Linked DNA regions of Homo sapiens: region 1 is linked to region 2. A link is a contact called in ENCODE Hi-C or POLR2A ChIA-PET data. All regions are on one chromosome and are shown on one strand. The core of a region is the stretch at or near the end of the contact, and the rest is flanking DNA. Distances in the headings are between cores, read along the strand shown.

The links. A loop is a pair of places that touch in the nucleus more often than their neighbours do. ChIA-PET counts read pairs that join two places held with the same protein, here RNA polymerase II (POLR2A). Pooled maps may share reads with other maps.
Region 1: a loop to region 2 is called in a map of CD8-positive, alpha-beta T cell, with 5 times the contacts of the local background. The contact joins the enhancer-like site here to the promoter of GRAMD2B in region 2. A Hi-C loop is called at or near these places in 12 of 168 maps with a recorded cell type or tissue (CD4-positive, alpha-beta T cell, CD4-positive, alpha-beta memory T cell, CD8-positive, alpha-beta T cell and 6 more), 4 of 37 single-sample maps with no recorded cell type and 14 of 50 pooled maps. POLR2A ChIA-PET finds 5 or more read pairs at or near these places in 17 of 52 experiments (AG04449, CD4-positive, alpha-beta T cell, CD4-positive, alpha-beta memory T cell and 12 more).

What each region holds. Positions count from the first base shown.
Region 1 is chr5:126,506,218-126,511,591 of GRCh38, forward strand. No RefSeq gene overlaps it. Among named protein-coding and RNA genes, the nearest start is that of GRAMD2B, 85 kb to the left of the region's middle. Within about 2 kb of position 2,859, at least 10 of the 41 ENCODE cell types and tissues checked have a DNase peak (open chromatin) inside an H3K27ac peak, as active enhancers do; they include CD4-positive, alpha-beta T cell, CD8-positive, alpha-beta T cell and heart right ventricle, where a contact is called at or near this core.
Region 2 is chr5:126,419,984-126,424,658 of GRCh38, forward strand. GRAMD2B (GRAM domain containing 2B) reads left to right here and starts at 3,426. Exons shown (of 14, transcript NM_023927.4): 1 at 3,426-3,706. The coding sequence starts at 3,624. RefSeq lists a silencer at 3,401-3,530.

The DNA of each region.
Region 1 (5,374 bases), core at 1,609-4,108, 86 kb after region 2:
GCAATATTAAGTAATTTTCCAGAGGCCAAGCAGCCACGATAGAACAATGGGGACTGACTTTAGGCCATTCTGCTTCCTTTCAACCTGGAAGCGTGTCACGCGGATGTTTATCCTCCTACATACCCATGCTATTTAGACTGGTTTGAGGAAATGAAAAAACATGGGACTTAGTTTTTCCTCCCATGAATTTGGTTTCTATTAAATATTTAGAATCATATAAACATTTTTATTTCATGTTTGAGAATATTATTTATTTCTTGGTATTTGGCACCAATAATGAATACAGCACCCAACAATAACTGGACACTGCAATAATCCAAAGACATCCTAATTTAAGCAGCCATCATACAACCTTCCCAAGGTTGAAACACTTGAAGGTATAAGTGCTCATTTTCCTAGGTATGCAAGTTTCACCTGCCTTGCCAGCTGTCACAGGTGCACTGCTCACCTGACTTGCTTTGGCCATGGAGAAAACACAGACCTGCTGCAACAGATCTGCCCCGGACTCTGAATCTCACAAATCCGAGACCGTGGACTCAGCCTGAGGAGGATCCCAGCTTGGGCTCTTCCAGTTGGTACCCTGTGCTTCCCCAGCTGTCCCACAGAACGTGGCCTTCCCGCCACAACGGTGTGGTCCTAGGAACACCCACCAGAGAATCCAAGGGAGGTAGATGTTTGTTGAAACTGATCCTTAGACCCACCCCTCCATCAGATTTCCTGAATTAAAATCTCTAGTGGTGGGTTTGGGATTGTAGTGCCACCCACTTAGGAGAGTGTACATCAGAAGAAAGTAAAATGGTTGAACTCAAACTGGCTCACTAGTCCGTGGTTATAAACTGTCAGGCCCTTTAAAAGTGTAAGGGAACCTTATGAGCAAAATTCGAGTTTAGGTGTGTATTAGTCCATTTTTTGTGTTGCTATAAATGAATACCTGAGATTAGGTAATTTATAAAGAAAAGAGGTTTAATGGATTCATAGTTCTGCAGGCTGTACAGGAAGTGTGATGCCAGCATTTACTTCTGGTGAGGGCCTCAGGGAGCTTACAATCATGACTGAAGGTGAAGGCGGAAGCAGCGCATGGTGAGACAGGGAGCAAGAGGAGGTGGGGGAGATGCCACACACTTTTAAACAACCATATCTCACATAAACCCAGAGCGAGAACTCACTCATTACCAAGAGGATAGCACCCACGAGGTCATGAGGACCCACCTCCATGACCAAACACCTCCCAAGAGGCCGCACCTCCAGCACCTGGGATCACATTTCAACATGAGATTTGGAGGGGACACACATCCAAACCATATCAAGGTGTTATGAGAAAATGAGCGAAGGGTCTTTCCTAGGAGGACAGTTGGTGGCTTTTTGGTACTGTGCTTCATAGCACTAATTTCCAGAGTTCAAAGATCTTTTCCAGTAACCTCCAGTTTCTACCCATGTTTCTAAATATTCCAGACTGCTACAAGTCTACCCTCTAGCAAAGTAGTGTATCAACATACATACCCTAAAACTTCATACATGTTCCATCCATCTTTTTTAATTTTTTTATTTTTTGAGATAGAGTCCTGCTCTGTCTCCCAGGCTGGAGTGCAGTGGCATGATCTCGGCTCACTGCAACCTCCACCTCCCAGGTTCAAGCAATTCTCCTGCCTCAGCCTCCCGAGTAGCTGAGACGACAGATGTGCACCACCATGCCTGGCTAATTTTTGTATTTTTAGTAGAGATGGGGTTTCATCCTGTTGGCCAGGCTGGTCTAGAACTCCTAGTCTCATGTGATCTGCCTGCCTCGGCCTCCCAAAGTGCTGGGATTACAGGCATAAGCAACCAAGCCTGGCCTCCACACATCTTGCCCGTAGGTTGTCCTTTCCCCTGCAGGAACCTTAAAGAACAAAAAGCCATACAGCAGACATGCTGTGAATTTTGTGAGACCCAAGCAGAAAAGGAAATAGGAAGAAGCAACTCACATTATTTTCTGCTCGTTTTAAATTGCTTTGTGCCACCCCAGATTTCTTTTCGGCCCTGGGGACATAACCTAGGACTGTCTTTATGGTTGCAAAATATGTTGGTTATGCCTATTCCAGATAAATTTATTTACTTACTTACTTATGTTTTGAGATGGAGTCTTGCTCTGCCGCCCAGGCTGGAGTGCAGGTGTGCGTTCTCGGCTCACTGCAACGTCTGCCTCCCAGGTTCAAGCAATTCTCCTGCCTTAGCCTCCTGAGTAGCTGGGATTACAGGCACCTGCCACCACACCCAGCTAATTTTTGTATTTTTAGCAGAGACAGGGTTTCACCATGTTGACCAGGCTGGTCTGAAACTCCTGACCTCAAGTACTCTGCCTGCCTCGGCCTCCCAAAATGCTGGGATTACAGGTGTGAGCCACCGCACCTCGCCCCTATTCCAGATTTATTAATGGCAAGAACAGTTTTAAACCATCATTGCTACCGAGCATGAAGAAAAATGTTCATTGATGGATACCAGAGCACATTTCAAACCAGAGTGTCCTTTGATATAAACTTAGTAGTGCGTGTCTAAAGCAGATCGTAAACTGAGAGCATTTCTAGAGATTAGGAAATATTTGTGGTCCCAAACCAGAAGCCGAGGTCCTTGAAACCACCACACTGTTGGTTCTCGAAGCAGGGAGGCACCCAGGTGACCCAAATCCAGCTCACAGGCACTAGATGATGATCGATTTGCTCCTCTTTCTATTGCTTCTGGTTCTTCTGCACCTGTGATGAAATTTAAATTGGCTGCATCCACATCAAAGAAAATAAATTTCTTGATAGAATTTAAATGTTAAGTGTCCTGAAATGTGTTTACTTCTGGATCAGAAATGAGAATGTACTGAAACAGGAAGTCAGCTTCACAGCAGGAAGCAGACCTCAAAGAAATGTGACTCACATAGTCTTTTGAATGTGCTCCACTTGGGGACACAATGTTCCCCACAGCTTGCCCATCTCATCCATTCTAACTTTCCCATGGGACAAAAAGCATCATAACAAAGAATTAGAGGAGAGGAACAAATCAATCAAAATGGTAGTAATGCAGTAATTATACAAGAAAAAAAACAATGACCAAAAGAATACTGTGATGATAATTTACAAATACATTATTTAATGCAAAAATATCAACCCTTTAAGATCATGGCCAACTTAAGTTAAAACTGATAATTAGGGTGATGACATAATATATCACTCATAACAGGACACTTCTGAAAGTAAAAGGTGGTGCCCTTAATAATTTTATCAGGACAGCCAACGTGAACCGGAACTGTTCCAGGCAATCTAGTACATATGGTCACCCAAGCGATAATTCACAAACAACACATCCTTCAAGAAAAGTGTGGGAATTCCAAGCATCTAGATACGCACTTGCTCAGTAAGAACTTTGCAACATTATTGGCAGTAAAATTCTGAGAACGTAGCCTCAGGATTATCTAGCAACCCACTAATTCTAGTGCACAGACACTCCTGACAGCTGTGGACTTTCTGTATCTCAGAGATTTAGGTCAACCTGACTTCAGTCCATTAGGATCCACATCTGGGACTGCCTCACCTCTAATTCAGTTCAAAATATTTTAAAATTTTGTATGACTTCTTTTTAACTCCAAGACTTCTTTTGTTGTTGTTTTGAGACCGAGTCTCATTCTGTTGCCCAGGCTGGCGTGCGGTGGTGCAATCATGGCTCACTGCAGCCTCAACCTCCCAAACTCAATGGATCCTCCACCTCAGCCTCCAAAGTAGCTGAGACTACAGGTATGCACCACCACACCTGGCTAATTTTTATGTTCTGGGGCTTTTTTGTTTTTTGTAGGGATGAGGTGTCTCCATGTAATCCAGGCTGCTCTCAAACTCCTGGTCTCAAGTGATCCACTCACCTCAGTCTCCCAAAGTGCTGGGATTACAGGCGTGAGCCACTGCACTCTGCCCAAAATTTCTTTAGTAACATTATTTGATTTCCAACATATAAGATGTTTAAGCTATTCTTCTGTTATTGATTTCCTTCATTCTTTATTTTTTAATTGACAACTACAAATTATATATATTTAGGGTATACGACATTATGTTTTGAAATATGTATACATTGTGGAACAGCTAAATCAAGCAAATTAACAAATGCATCACCTCACTGACTTGTTTCTTTGTGAGAACACTTCAAATCTAGTCTCTTAGTGATTTTCAAATATACAATATATTGTTATTAACTATAGTCACCATGATGTACAATAAATCTCTTGGATTTACTCCTCTTGTGTAATTGAAATTTTGTGCCCTTTGGCCAACATCTCCTATATTAGTCCATTCTCACATTGCTGTAAGGAACTACCTGAGACTGTGTAATTTTTGAGAAAGGAGGTTTAATTGACTCACACTTCCACAGGCTGTACAGGAAGCATGGCTGGGGAAGTCTCAGGAAACCTACAATCATGTTAGAAGGGTGAAGGGGAAGCAGGCACATCTTCACATGGTGGAGCAGGAGAGGAAGAGAGAAAGAGTAAGTGCTACACACTTTTAAACAACCAGATCTCAGGAGAACTCACTCACTATCATGAGAACAGCAAGGGGGATGTCCACCCCCATGATTTAATCACCTCCCACCAGGCCCCACTTCCAACACTAGGGATTACAATTCAACATGAGATTTGGGTGGGGATGAAGAGCCAAATCATAACATCTCCCCAATCCCCACTATCCCCAGTCTCTGGTCACCACCATTCTATTCTATTTCTATGAGTTTCACTTTTTTTTTGGCTGCATATATAAGTGAGATAATGTGGTATTTATCTTTCTGTGTTTGGCTTATTTCACTTAACATAAAATCCTCCAAGTTCATTCATGTTGTTCCAGTGACAGAATTTCCTTATTTTTGAAGGCTGAATAATACTTCATCATGTATATGTACCACATTTTCTTTATCCATTCATCCATTGATGGACATAGGTTGGTCCCATATCTTGGCCATTGTGAATAGTGCTGTAATAAGCCTGAGGGCACATATGTCTCTTTAACATACTGATTTTATTTCTTTTGAATATATACCCAGAAGTGGGATTCATAGATAATATGGTAGTTCTATTTTTAATTTTTTGAGGGACCTTCATACTCCATACATAATGACTGTTTTCTGTTATTGATTTCTAATTTTATTGACAATTATGGTCAGAGAACATAGTCTAGATGATATAATGATATTGTTCCTTTTGGAATTTATTGAGGAATTCTATGTGGCCTAGTGTGTGTGTACACATATATGTATATATCTATATATTTTATATATTTTAGTATTTAGTTTTTGCTCAATAAGAAAGCATCAGCTGGACACAGTGGTTCACACCTGTTATCTCAGCACTTTGGGAGGCCCTGGCAAGCAGATCATT
Region 2 (4,675 bases), core at 2,176-4,675:
GGCAGAGGTTGCAGTGAGCTGAGATCGTGCCACTGCACTCCAGCCTGGGCAACAGAGCGAGACTCTTTCTCAAAAAAAAAAAAAAAAAAAGAAAGAAAGAAAAGAAAAGAAATCTTCTTTGCTTTTAAAAACAAGAATTTGGATTCCCAGAGACTTAGAGGAAGAAAAATAATGTCTCTTATTGGTACAATATCAAAGGGCATCCTAAAACATATTTTAGGCATAATCTTTTTATCTTGTCTCCTCTCACATATCATAGGCATAATCTTACATCTCTATTTTGTCACATGGCAATGACATTTCCTTTATTGTTTATCTGCCGTGCCTCTTGAATACTATATTCCATATATTACTGTAGAATAGCCCCAAGAATAAACAAATTAGGCAGTTGTTTAACAATGCCTTTTAAACGTAAGCAAACATCAGTAGGTAAAATATTGTAGCTTACTTGCTCCTTTCTAATTCTTCCACTCTAGGAAAAGACTGATATTTTCCCTACCAGCCCTGCCTTCCACTTCAACCTCACCTGCTCCTTCTCACTTAAAACCACACCATTGGAAGTCCTTATACCATGCACTAAAGAACTTTAAGCTATTTTAGGGTAACTGAGTGCTCTTTATTTGAGCCATAAGCCCATGCTAAGACTGCTTTGAATACTTGCCCTTACTCATGCATTAAAAGAGGGCTGACCATGATTTCTCAAAAGGGTAAACATAGACTACCATATGACCCAGCAAGTCTACTCCTAGGTATATATCCAAAAGAAATGAAATCAGGGACTCAGACAAACATTTGCACACCCATGTTCATAGCAGCATCATTCACAATAGACAAAAGCTAGAAACAACCCAAGGGTCCATCAACAGATAAACGGGCAACCCAAATGTGGTATATACATGCAATGGAATATCATCCAGCCAAAAAAAAATGAAATTTGGATATATGCTATGACATGGATTGACCTTGAAAACATTACACTGAGTGAAACAAGCCAGACACAAAAGGAAAAATATTGTATGATTCCACTAATGTGAGGTACCTAAAACAGACAAATTTATAGAGACAGAAAGTAAACTAGAGGCTACCAGAGGCTGGGAGGAGGTGAGAAAGAAAGAGTTATTGTTTAATGTATTTAATGGGAGTTTATGCCAAGGATGATAAAAAAAAGTTTTGGGTACAGATAAGTGGTGATAGTTAAATAACATTGTGAAAGTGTTGAATGCCACTGAATTATACACTTATTAAAATGATAAATAGTAATGTTATGTATATTTTACCACAATAAATAAATTACTTAGCGGGGAAAAGTCAGTCTGATCTGAGCTCTGTAATGAGAAGTTGGAGTGCACCTGAGATCTGAGAGTCCTCATCCAGAGTTTGGGAAATTGACAACCTCATCTCTGTTCCAAACCTATCCCTATTCTGAGGAGGGTGGGGATCTAGAGGTGAAGGCATCAGGAATGTCCCCAGGAAGAGGCAACTATGGGCACCAAGGAGACAGCCTTCAAGCTTTCAGGTCACCCAGAGTTTTCCCCATCCCACCTAGCACAGCTCCTATAGCAAAGCAGTCAGTGGTCAGGAAAGAAAAAGAGAGAGAGGCCTGACTAAGCCAACTCTTCTGGAATTTATGTAAGCTTTTTCTTTTACTTATTTTTCAAATGTCACAAACATCAATTTTGGAGCAAGCAGGCTACAAAAAGATGCTTTTGTTCTCTCAGCCTAATGATATATATGTAAAAAGAGAAGGAATAAGAAAACTTTGGAAAGAACTTGCACCTCCAAAATGTTTGAAGTTATTTAGAAGGTTAGGTGTTTTACACACACATACACCCTACAAACTACATACATACATGTACATACTATGGTTGTATAGTCTTTGTAATACTCTTAAATCTAAACTTTATTTTAAGAGAAAAATGAAGGACTTGCAGCCCCAGAACATAGTTAGTCGTTTTTTCCCAGGCATGTCATGCTCTACTGTTGCCACTTGTAATTGTTTTGAAGTCAAGTCAGGCTTCCAATAATAACGTTTATATTAATTATTCTAATTGTCAACTACTCCATTGCAAATTAGAAAACCACCAATACAAATGTCATTTGCTATAACAAGTCAATGTTTATACAAGCTTGCCCAACCTGCAGCCCAGAACAGCTGTGAATATAGCCCAATACAAATTCATAAACTGTCTTATAACATGGTGACATTTATGCACGGATTTTTTTTTTTTTTTTGAGACAGGGTCTCACTCTGTTGCCCAGACTGGAGTGCAGTGGTGCATCTTGGCCCACCACAACCTCCATCTCCCAGGCTCAAGTGATTCTCCTGCCTCAGCCTCCCAAATAGCTGGGATTACAAGCGCCTGCGCCACCTCACCCAGCTAATTTTTGTATTTTTAGTAGAGATGGGGTTTCACTAGGTTGGCCATGCTAGTCTCGAACTCCTGACCTCAAATGATCCACCCGCCTCGGCCTCCCAAACTGCTGGGATTACAGGCGTAAGCCACCGTGCCTGGCCCCTGCACAGACCTTTTTTAAAGCTCATCATCTATCCTTAGTGTTAGTATATTTTATGTGTGGCCCAAGACAGTTCGTCTTCTTCCAATGTGACCCAGGGAAGCCAAAAGATTGGACACCCCTGATTGAGAACAATGCCTGGAACTTTGTAGCTCTCAAAAGTTTGTTCAATGAATGAATGAGTGAATGCTTCCAATACAAAACCTTAGAACAGGCAAGTCAAAATGTCACCAAAAGGTGGGAAGAAGAGGCATTCACGGTACTGGTTGAGTGCATAGTAAATAAGGTACTTGCACAACTATGGGCAACAAAGAGACGGCTTGGGAATTATCAAACACCAATTTTGATTTTGATGAGAACAGTCATAACCCAATATTTGAAGATTTTGATGGTTGCTTCTTCTTTGCCCCTCTAACCACCCCCCCCACCCCAGAACGATGAAGGGTTAACCAAAACACCACCAAAGGCAACTACTTATTACCTTTGTTATTCCCACATAAAAAATTGAGCAGACCTATTGTTTAAGCAGAAGAGGCAGTCCCTCAATGAAGCAATATCCTGTTTGAATAATTTAGGATGGGGCATAGGCCAGCCCACACAGCGCATTTGTGTGACAGGGCGTCCCACTCAGACGTCTCCATTTCCGGTATCTAGAGCCGGCTGCCCTCTAAAAATCCCCCTGTTACAGTCGGGATAGAAAACAAAAAGCTTAATTTACCAGGAGGCTAAACAGATTGTGCCTTCTTAGGCAAATGTTCCACCTGCTTGGCCAATTAGCTTCCTCTCCCGAAAGACTCGTTCAACAGGTTTCCTTTTTCTCTTCTCTGCCTCCTGGGTTGGGGAAAGAGGCTGTCACTTCGCTTCGACCCTCCCCTTCCCTCCCTCTCGGCTTTTCCACAGTGGGTCGGACCAATCGCGCCCGCTCCGACGTGTCCAGGTCCGCGGCCCCGGGAGCTTGGCGCGGCCCGGCCTGGATGCGCTGGGCGGAGGGTGCAGGGGAGGGCACGGCGCCGCTTGCTTGGCCTGCGCACCCGGACCTAGAAGCCGGGACGAGCCGGGGCAGAGCCAGGCGCGCGGAAGTCTGAAGGTGCCCTCCAGACACGGCCCCGATGACTGAACTACAGCAAGATGTGGAAGACACAAAGCCTGCGAAAGTGCTCGGGAAGAGGGAGAGCAAACTTGGCTCAGCCCAGTGAGTATTCTCAGCTGGGACCCATCCAAGGAGGTGGGAGGAGCGCAGCCTAAACTTCTCTGCCCCGGGACGCATTTTGGGTGGATGCGGATTTCTGGAGCTCCTATATGGACAATCTTGTGGCGCGCTCTCTCTGTCTCTCACTCTCTCTCTCTGTCTAGATATTCAGTTAAGGAGATGGTTTAGATTGATTGAAAAGTCTACTGTAGGATTTAAACAAATTCTCTTAATTCAAAACTCACTGGATGTTGGGAAAATAATTTTGTAGAAAATAAGCCTAACCACATTGAAGCTCAAAGTCCCAACACAGCCCTTCGTTTAGAATGACCATTTTCACAAATTCATTTTAGTTCAGCAAATAATTGAGTATCTACTTGTTCAATAACGATGGGCAATACAAGGATAAATGTTATTTTGGATCTGCCCTTCTGGAACTTCAAGAGCAGAGTGGGGATGGGGGAGGCACAAATGAATATTACTGTACTTCAAGGGACTTTGGTGACCATTGCCACATTAAACACACAGACAAGGTATGATAAAGAGTTTAGCCTATAATTGAGTCTTCTCTACTTTTAAAATATTTATCTATTTTGCAGTCTTTGGTAAAATTGGTTTGGGAGGAGAGGTTGTTTTTTTCCTACAAAGTGGTATTTTCTAAGCCTACTGAAGTCACTTCTAATTCAGTCTATGATTTTAGACACTAACCCTTCTGAGCTCTAAAACTCTTGTTCTGGTATCAGGATATGAGTAATTTAGGAAGGAGGGATATGTATTATCATAAGGTTATACTGATGTGATAATTCCACTTTGAAATCATTTTAAGTTGCCAAATTTTTGTGCTTAGAAACCCGGTCTAACTTCTGTTTTGAACTTCATAACTTACATTAATTATCACTAGGCTCAAAGTCTTGTTGAAGTCTGGGTGTCCCCATGGACATTTCTTCTAAGAGGATTAGAATGACTTGCTCC